Regions from separate parts of the Homo sapiens genome. Here region 1 is linked to region 2. A link is a contact called in ENCODE Hi-C or POLR2A ChIA-PET data. All regions are on one chromosome and are shown on one strand. Each heading gives the region's core, a stretch centred on a gene start or an enhancer-like site at or near the end of the contact. The rest is flanking DNA. Distances are from core to core; before and after follow the strand shown. Region 1 overlaps CAMK1D (calcium/calmodulin dependent protein kinase ID). Region 2 overlaps CAMK1D (calcium/calmodulin dependent protein kinase ID).

Evidence for each region. A loop is a pair of places that touch in the nucleus more often than their neighbours do. ChIA-PET counts read pairs that join two places held with the same protein, here RNA polymerase II (POLR2A). Pooled maps may share reads with other maps.
Region 1: a loop to region 2 is called in a map of ascending aorta, with 4 times the contacts of the local background. The contact joins two enhancer-like sites. A Hi-C loop is called at or near these places in 6 of 168 maps with a recorded cell type or tissue (CD8-positive, alpha-beta T cell, ascending aorta, chondrocyte and 2 more), 8 of 37 single-sample maps with no recorded cell type and 12 of 50 pooled maps. POLR2A ChIA-PET finds 5 or more read pairs at or near these places in 3 of 52 experiments (A549, GM12878 and H1).

What each region holds. Positions count from the first base shown.
Region 1 is chr10:12,446,305-12,450,783 of GRCh38, forward strand. All of the region lies in intron 1 of CAMK1D (calcium/calmodulin dependent protein kinase ID), which reads left to right. Among named protein-coding and RNA genes, the nearest start is that of CAMK1D, 99 kb to the left of the region's middle. RefSeq lists an enhancer at 2,102-3,301. Within about 2 kb of position 2,552, at least 14 of the 41 ENCODE cell types and tissues checked have a DNase peak (open chromatin) inside an H3K27ac peak, as active enhancers do; they include ascending aorta, where a contact is called at or near this core.
Region 2 is chr10:12,482,164-12,487,091 of GRCh38, forward strand. All of the region lies in intron 1 of CAMK1D (calcium/calmodulin dependent protein kinase ID), which reads left to right. Among named protein-coding and RNA genes, the nearest start is that of MIR4480, 94 kb to the right of the region's middle. RefSeq lists enhancers at 261-867, 2,896-2,945, 2,996-3,255. Within about 2 kb of position 3,253, at least 16 of the 41 ENCODE cell types and tissues checked have a DNase peak (open chromatin) inside an H3K27ac peak, as active enhancers do; they include ascending aorta, where a contact is called at or near this core.

The sequences.
Region 1 (4,479 bases), core at 1,302-3,801, 37 kb before region 2:
AAGGGGTGAATTATTCATGCCTCCCCTTTTTAGACCATGTAGGGTAACTTCCTGATGTGGCCTTGGCATTTGTAAACTGTCATGGTGCTGACAGGAGTGTAGCAGCGAGGACAACAAGAGGTCACTCTCGTCGCCATCTTGGTTTTGGTGGGATTTGGCCGCTTCTTTACCGCAGCCTGTTTTATCAACAAGGTCTTTATGACCTGTATCTTGTGCCGACCTCCTGTCTCATCCTGTGACTTAGCATGCCTTAACTGCCTGGGAATGCAGCCCAGTAGGTCTCAGCCTCATTTTACCCAGTCCCTACTCAAGATGGAGTTGATCTGGTTCCAGTGCCTCTGACACTAGTATTTGAGGAAGCTCAGATGTTTCTAAAGTCTGGATAGTAGCCATGATATAAATCCTTTCTCTTTTTGCAGTTGGAGACTTTACAGCAAGCTCTATGCCGGTGATTCCCAAGCCCTTTGGAGTTAGAACTCTTTGTCCTTGTTGTTCTGGTTTGAGTCTACCCTTCCTTCCCTGCTGTCAGATACTGTGTGCTGTATCTTAGTTGGATGTTGACTTCCTTTGAGAATTCTTTGATCTTTTCTGAGAATTACATGAGATACCTTAAATTGGGCTAAATGTAGGGAAGGGATTTTGGAATAGAACTAGGGAGTGTCCCAACTGGCAGCTTCCCCAATTCATCCTAAGACATTTTGCCATGTCTAGGATGGGTTGTTTAAGACAACGTCTCCTTTTCTGGGATGTTCGAAACTCAGTGTTTGGGTCTAAGTTTTTTCCACTGTGTCTCTCTCTCTCTGTCTTTTTTTACTGAGTATATTCTTCTGCAGAATGGTCTGTATCTCGTGTTAGCTTCAGAAGGCACCACTTTCAAGAGGTAATTAAATTATAAAGATTTGTTCGAAGTCATTATCAATACTGGAGAAGTTAGCAAAGGTATTGGAAGGCCAACAACAATTTATTTCCCATGTCACTCTTTCTGCAGAAACTCACCTAGAGTCCTTAAAGGGAATAACTGGTAACTTTCTGATATATCATGATGAGAGGCCTCTGCTGGCCACTGGGCAGCCTTCAGATAGTTTTTTCCTTTTTTAAAATGTTTAAATTTTTAGGGCTAGGTGTGGTGGCTCATGCCTGTAATCCCAACACTTTGGGAAGCTGAGACAGAAAGATTGCTTGAGGCCAAGAGTTTGAGAACAGCCTGGGCTACATAGCAAGACCCCGTCTCTCCAAAAAATTAAGAAATTAGCTGAGTGTAGTTGTGTGCACCTGGGGTCCCAACTACTCAAAAGAGTGAGGTGGGAGGATTGCCTGAGCCTGAGAGGTTGGGACTGAAGTAAGCCAAGATTGTGCCACAGCATTCCAGCCTTGGTGATAGAGTGAGATCCTATTTCAAAAAAAAATATTGATTTTAAGTTAATTTTGTAGTTCACTGTAGTCTTGAACTCTTGGACTCAAGTGATCCTCCTGCCTCAGCCTCCTGAGTAACGAGGACTACAGGTATGTATCACCATGCTTGGCTGATTTATTTTTTTTACTTATTTTTATTATTATTATTTTTTGAGATGGAGTTTCGCTCTTGTTGCCCAGGCTAGGGTGCAATGGCACAATCTCGGCTCACTGAAACCTCTGCCTTTGGATTCAAGTGATTGTCCTGCCTCAGCCTCCCAAGTATTTGGGATTACAGGTGTGTGCCACTACACCTGGCTAATTTTTTTCTGTTTTTAGTAGAGACAGGGTTTCACCATGTTGGTCAGGCTAGTCTCGAACTCCTGACCTTAAGTGATCCTCCTGCCTTGGCCTCCCAAAGTGTTGGGATTACAGGCATGAGCCACGACTCCTGGACTTTTTTACTTACTTTTACTTTTTGTATTTTTATTTTTACTTATTTTTATTTATTTATTTTTTTGTTTCTCTATATTGCCCAGGCTGATCTTGAACTCCTGGCCTCAAGTGATCCTCCTGCCTTGGCCTCCCAAAGTGTTGGGATTACAAGCGTGAGCCACGATGCCTGGATTTTTTACTTATTTTTACTTTTTGTATTTTTATTTTTGCTTATTTTAATTTTTATTTTTTTTTTGTTTCTCTATATTGCCCAGGCTGATCTTGAACTCCTGGCCTCAAGTGATCCTCCTGCCTCAGCCTCCCAAAGTTGCTGAGATTACAGGTATGGGCCACCATGCCTGGCCCACAGAGTTCTCTGGAGGAGAAACTGTAGAGCCGTGTGGATTCTTGCCTGGGTTTGTTTAGAGATACTACGGACTTCTTGCCTAGGTTTGTTTGGAGAAGAGTCAAGCAGTACTTGAGTGATTTGAATTTTTGTTGAGAAAAACAAAGTGAAAAACATTTTTTCGACATCAGATATGTTGTTTTAGCCTCTGTGGCAGATTTTATTTTTCTCTTTTACTTTTTGTTTTTATCCTTTTGTACTATTTTTAAAGAAAGGAATGAGAAGAAATTATCCCCGGACCATTCCTCCCGGTGAAAAACATGAAATGTGACTATCCGGAAATGGAGTGTGATCACAGGGGCACGTACGGCTGAGTCATCCAAAACGCTGACTGTCGTGTAGGGCTCCGTGGTTTTGGTGGTTTTCTTAACTTCTCTGTGCCCTGGTTACTTCATCAATGTGATGGAGATAATAATCTCATCGGATGTTGTGATTTACTGAGATCATTCTTGTAAACACTTAGAATAGTTCCTGGTACACAGCAAGCGGTTTGTGATTGTTATTGTATGATTCTATCCAGATTCTATTACGTCATGTTACTATGTTATGAAAGATTCCAGTTCCTTGGTGCACTGATGTGGTCTTTGAAACTCAGAACAAATGTTACCTGGGCCGATGTTACATGAGTATTTGGCCATTAAAATCAGATAAAGAGGCCAACCTAGCAAGTTACTCTCATTGAAGTGTGGCTTGTCTGCCATCCTCATTGGGAGCACGTAGAACCTCCCCAAGCTGAGTGGGCAGGGTCCGTGTGGCTGTGTGAAGGGCCCCGTCGTCTTGTGTAGCTGCTCCCGTGTTGAGAGTATAGCATGTTGAAAACAGCCTTGGCAGGAACCACGCTTGCTGTTAACCAGCTCGTCCACTAACCAGCTGTGTATACCCTAGGTCAGGCCAGCTGTTTAAAAAAAAAAAAAGTGAAGATATTTGCTAAGAGAGTAGATCTCAAGTGCCATCATCACACGCACACAAGGGGTGATGATGGCAGTTGATAGGTATGTTAGCTTGATCATGGTGATCATTTTATGATGTATACATATATCAAAACATCATGTTACGATGTATACATATATCAAAACATCATGTTACGATGTATACATATATCAAAACATCATGTTGTATACCTAAATATATACCATTTTTATTTGTCAGTCATACCTCAGTAAAGCTTAAAAAAAGACACATGTTGGCCGGGCGTGGTGGCCCACGCCTATAATCATTTGGGAGGCCTAGGTGGGTGGATCACTGGAGGTTAGGAATTTGAGATTAGCCTGGCCAACATGGCGAAACCCCACCTCTACTAAAAATATAGAAATTATCTGGGCATGGTGGCAGGCGCCTGTAATCCCAGCTAACTGGGAGGCTGAGGTGGGAGAATCGCTTGACTTGGGAGGCAGAGGTTGCAGTGAGCCGAGATTACACCACTGTACTCCAGCCTGGGCGACAGAGCGAGACTCCATCTCAAAAAAAATACACACGTATATAAAAAAAGTAAATTGGAGACATCTTGATGTTACACCCATACTAACAGTAGTGTCAATCTCTGTTCCTTCACCCAAGGAAGGAAAGAAGGAAGGAAGGGAGGGAGGGTGGGGAGAGAGAGAAAGAAGGAAGGAGGGAAGGAAAAAGGGAAAGAAGGAAGGAAGGAAGAAGGAAGTTTCCCTATGTAATTAAAATAGCATTATCACAACTAATACAATTAATACTAATTTCTTAATATCCAGTTTGTATTCCAGTTTCCCCAGTTACATTTGGGTTATATACTGAGTTTACAGCTCCACAGTCTCTTCGTGTGGGGAATGAGGAGGTGGAACTAACTCCATGAGCTCTCAGGTTTATATAAGCGTGAAAGTTTTATGTTTAATACCATTAGGAAGAGCCGTTGTGATTTTGTTAATTTCTTGTTCTTAAAGAAGGATCGAAGCTTTAGAGACATAAACGTGGCTCTCTAGCCAGGTGAAATGGAAATCTGGAAGTTATTTGGTTAAGAGAATAAATAGGGATGGGTTAGTGGTGTCTCCAGCTGGGCTTGGCTTGTAGATTGGGCAGCTCACACATGGACAGTGGTTTGATGACTTGTGTACTGGCCAGAGAGAAGGAGGCTGTGTCCTGGTCTGAGACCCAGCAGGTTTGAGGTCTTGTATTTTCTAGTCTCCATAAATGTTCCCAATGCCATTTCGAGTTACAGTGAGGACTTGGACAGCCCTTTGCATTTAGTTTTGTTTTGTTATTTGAGACTCTGGTGTTTT
Region 2 (4,928 bases), core at 2,003-4,502:
CTGAAAAGAGGGATGTGAACCGTAGCATAGTGCTGGCTCCTGCCTCCTCTCCTTTCTTCACCCCACCCCTGCCCACTAGAGTTTGCAGACTGTGCCCAGCAGCACTTTGGGAAGCTGGGGGTGGTTCTGGAGGGAATGAGGCCCTTCCCGCAGGTCACCTTTGGAGCTGGGTGGAGATGTAGGGCCACTTAGGGGACCTCCAGGTCAGCGCTTGCATCCACTTGTTTTATAACACCCGGTAGCCAAAATGGAGAAGTAACTTTCTTCCTGCTAAAGAAATCTCACCGGCCACTTTCACTCTTTATGCTCCAGGAAAGAAAGTTGGAATAATAGAATTTTTTTTTCTCTCGAAGCAGTGAATTCTTCTGTCTTGGGAGCCAGATTCAGAGGAATAGCAGAGAAAATGAAAAAGGATGAGGCCTGGGAACCTGCGGAACTTTTCCTGAGTGCTAATGGGTTTTTTCCCCCATATGCGTGTATACGTGACACACACATTTGCATTGATACCTACTGGGCCAGCTTGATGAACAGCCTGTGGCTGTGACTGTCTTTTGTTATGCACATGTAATTGCATTTAGTGGTAGCACCTGAAGATAGACTGCCAGGCGATAGGGCTAATTTTGGTCTCTGAACTCACCAAAGGGATGTCACGACGGTGCTGGAGAGCTCCTTGTTCACAGCCGCGCTTTCTGTTACTAAGGGTGGAAGAGACCTCCATAAATAACATTGCCGCTGCCGCTGTGGTTCAGGACGTTTTCAGATGGTAGGATCTCATATTTCAGGTGGTTAATAACCCTTTCCCTGCCCACATTACGGTGCTAGCTAAGTGTGCAAAAGAGATAATATGGTTAGAAAAATACTCATTTCTAGATCCCTGTTCCCATTTTTCTTTCTAATCTCTCATTCTAATGCCCAGCTTCCTCCCTGCCCTGCATTGCTGTCTGGGTGGACCTGGGTGTAGCCCCTATATTCTACCCTGTGGGAGACTCCATTCTGTGTTTGTGGAGCATCATTCAGTCTCATGCTTTATATTTTAATTTAATTTAATTTTTCTTTGAGACAAGGTCTCATTTGGTCACTCAGGCTGGAGTGCAGTGGCGTGATCATAGCTCACTGCAGCCTCAACCTCCTGGGCTCAAGCAGTCCTCCACTTCAGCCTCCCAAGTAGCTGAGACTACAGGTGTGCACCACCACGCCTGGCTAACTTTTGCATTTTTTGTAGAGACAGGGTCTTGCTGTGTTGCCCAGGCTGTTCTTGACCTCCTGGGCTCAAGCAATCTGCCCGCCTTTGCGTCCCAAAGTGCTGGGATTACAGCAGTCTCATGTTTAATTTTTCTTTAATTTCTATTTTTTAAAAATTTATTTATAAATTTTATTTTTTGTAGAGATGTGGTCTTGTTATGTTGCTTAGGGTCATCTCAAACTCCTGGCCTCAAGTGATCCTCTCGCCTGGGCCTCCCAAAGCAGTGGGATTACAGGCTGGAGTCATCACACCTGGCCTCTAAAAAAAGAGATCCAATTTTAATTTTTTTTTCCTTTTTGAGACAGAGTCTCACTCTGTTGCCCAGGCTGGAGTGCAGTGGCGTGATCTCGGCTCACTACAACCGCCGCCTCCCAGGTTCAAGTGATTCTCCTGCCTTTGCCTCCCTAGTAGCTGAGATTACAGGCGTGCACCACCATGAGCAGCTAATTGTTGTATTTTTAGTAGAGATCAGGTTTTGCCATGTTGGCCAGGCTGGTCTCAAACTGCTGACTTCAGGTGATTTACCCACTTCGGCCTCCCAAAGTGCTCCCAAAGGCATGAGCCACTGTGCTTGGCCTCCAGTTTTAATTTTCTTAATGAGCTGATTTTATAGCTGGTGACCCGGTGACTTCATGGGGGTGTGAGGTTGGTGCCCGCAGCCACAATCCTGGACTCGTAGAAGGCAGGCTTGGGTGGCGTTCCAAATGCTTCACTGCGCGCATCCAAGTGTCTGTCACCCATGAGCTTTGCAATAAGGAAGACATAAATATGCACCAGCTGGGCTCTGAGCTCCGGCTCAGCCTCCTCCCTGCTTTCAGCTTCCCACCGGGCATTGCAATCCCTGCTTCCGGCCCCGCCTGCTCTGCGGCTGGCAACACCAAGTCGCCATCTCTCTTCGTGTTTCACCTCCAGATACAGGAAAACGCGTGAACTCTGTGTTTGGAGGGAGGAGGGCCAATTACAGGAGATCCTGGGCTAAAACAGGAAGAAGAAACATGATTAAGGACTTTAAACAGGGATCACACAATCGTTCTTCTGCCTCCTTCCCTGCAGGAAGGCAGAGATCGGAGATGGAGAGCTGTCATTATCCTCCTTAATTATAGGAGAGAGCAGAAGTTCTTGGAAACACCAGCCAAGTCAGGGAGCCACTGGCAGCTGAGCTTACTTGTTCTTCCAAGATGGTGGAAGCCAGGCAGGGAAATAGCTGCGGGGAGGGTGAGCTCATTCACGGGGACCACTCAGCAGTGGAAGCGATGACGTCCCCTGGCCTCAGATGTGGAAAGTGTCTTCCAGGGGGCAGCTCGTGGAGGAGAGCCTAGCTTGTGGCTCTCTTGAGATGTTCTCCAGGTTTCTAACATGTGGCATGTGACTCCAGTGGAGAGGCCACTCTGCAGCTGCTCCTGTGGGCACAGTGACTCTGGGGGGGAGGGGGTGGGGCTGGGCTGGGCGTGTCATGGGAGGGCAGGTGTGATGACCAGGAAGCAGGGGTACCTCATGGTGTGCCCCGCAGAAATCTCTGCCCTTACTGGCTTCTTCCCTTCTCCTCCTACCCCAGGCCTTTTCTGTAATGTCACCGATTACCATCTGGTGTGGAAAGATTTGCTTTTCAGATTGGTGTGCTGAGCACAGCCGGACAGAGAGGAGGCTTTCGGGAAGGAAAGTCGCCTTCACGTCTTGCATGTTTTCACCGCTCCCCATACGGGTATTTCTAAGCAAGAATGCACACGGGCCTGAAATAGAATGCATTAGTAAGTGTAACCGAGAGGCGAAGTGTATTTTTAGCGAACATGGCTAAGGCAGATTATTACAGCGAGTGAGTGAGACCGAGCTAGGGGAGGAGGAGCTCCTGGGGTAGAGAGACGTGGCTGCCTCTCGGCTGTCCCTGGGGAGCAGAAGGACTGTGGCCAGTGGTGGCTCCTGGGATGGTCAGAGCTTCCTGGGGATTCTTTCTGGTTGTGGAGCTCCTCGTGCCCCCTGTCGTGGGGGAGGGAGTAGAAACAGGCAGCACAATGGTGGTGAAGCTTGGGCCCCAGGTTCAGTGGCGAGGTGGCCCCAGCTGCAAATGTGTCTGCTGCCACCTGCCTGTCCCAGGTGGAGGAGAGGGGAGGGCTGGTCACAGGGAGCCGGTGGGTCTGCAGGCTGCAGAGGCACTGCTCGTTGGGCCTGTAGGTGCTTTGGGAGTCCTGGAAGGGAGGGTGGGGCTTCGATTGTGACTACCAGATTGTGGCGTCTCTGCCACACCGCTCAAAACTCTAATTCAGCTTCTTTATCTGCAAACAGGAAATGTTAACGTTTTCTCGAGGAGTCATGAGTTCAAACAGGGTCACCGATAAGGGAGGGTTGGAACTTTCAGAAGAAAATTGCTAAATATGCCAAGATGTCATATTATTTTTTTCCCAGCATATTAACTAGGGCTTAAGACCTGATAGCCCTGTGAGTATGCGTCTGTCTCTTGTAGCAGCGCTGTTCGCTTAACAGAGCCAAATTCAGCCCAGAGTGAGTCTTTGGTGTCCATCCCAGGCTCTGGCTACCATGTCACCCAGACGGCCTGATTTGAAGGCAGTTTCCTTCCCAGGGACCACGGCAGAGTGCCACAAGATTAGCAGAGAGTCTCGTCTCCAGCTTGTTGACGTACGCTACAGGTCTTGGGATTTGCCAGCATCTTATAATTTTGTACAATAAATGAAGCACCCATGCAGTGCACACACACACGTACACATGCTATTAATTCTATGAGTCTTGGGACTTGCCAGTCTCTTTTTTTTTTTTTGAGACAGAGTCTCGCTCTGTCACCCAGGCTGGAGTACAGTGGCACGATCCCAGCTCACTGCAAGCTCCGCCTCCCAGGTTCTGGCCATTCTCCTGCCTCAGCCTCTGGAGTAGCTGGGACTACAGGTGCCCACCACCACACCTGGCTAATTTTTTGTATTTTTAGTAGAGATGGGGTTTCACTGTGTTAGCCAGGATGGTCTTGATCTCCTGACCTCGTGATCTGCCTGCCTCGGTCTCCCAAAGTGCTGGGACTACAGGCATGAGCCACTGCACCTGGCGGGGACTTGTCAGTCTCTTATAATTGCTTATGATAAATCATGCACCATGTACCCACGTGTGCATGTGTGCGCGTGCACACACACACACACACACACGTACAGACACTATTAGTTCTGTTTTTCTGGAGAACCCTAGTACAACTATCTGCTGAGTAAACTCCTTCTTTGTAGCCCAGCCAAAATGCCAGCTTCTCTGTTACAAGATTTTATAAAAAGGCAGCAATGAAGCAGAGCCGTGGAATTTGGGGTCTCTCTCAGTTTAATCTTTGTGTTACAGGCAGTGAGCCAGAGGCTTACAGCCCCGAGGGGCCCACTTTTAAAACATTTCATGCATTACCAGGCACTGTGGTTCATGCCTGTAGTCTCAGCTACTTGGGAGGCTGAGAAGGGAGGATCACTTGAGCCCAGGAGTTTGAGGCTGCAGTGAGCCATGATCGCACCACTACACCCCAGCGTGGGTGACAGAATGAGATCCTGTCTCTAAAAATGTAAAAATAAAAAAATTCACACATAAAACAAAACTGGGCAAAAGGAGAAATTTAGGAGCTAATTAAAAGAAAAAAAACACCTTTTATTTTAGGTTCAGGGGTACATGTGTAAGTTTGTGATATAGGTAAACTCATGTCATGGGGGTT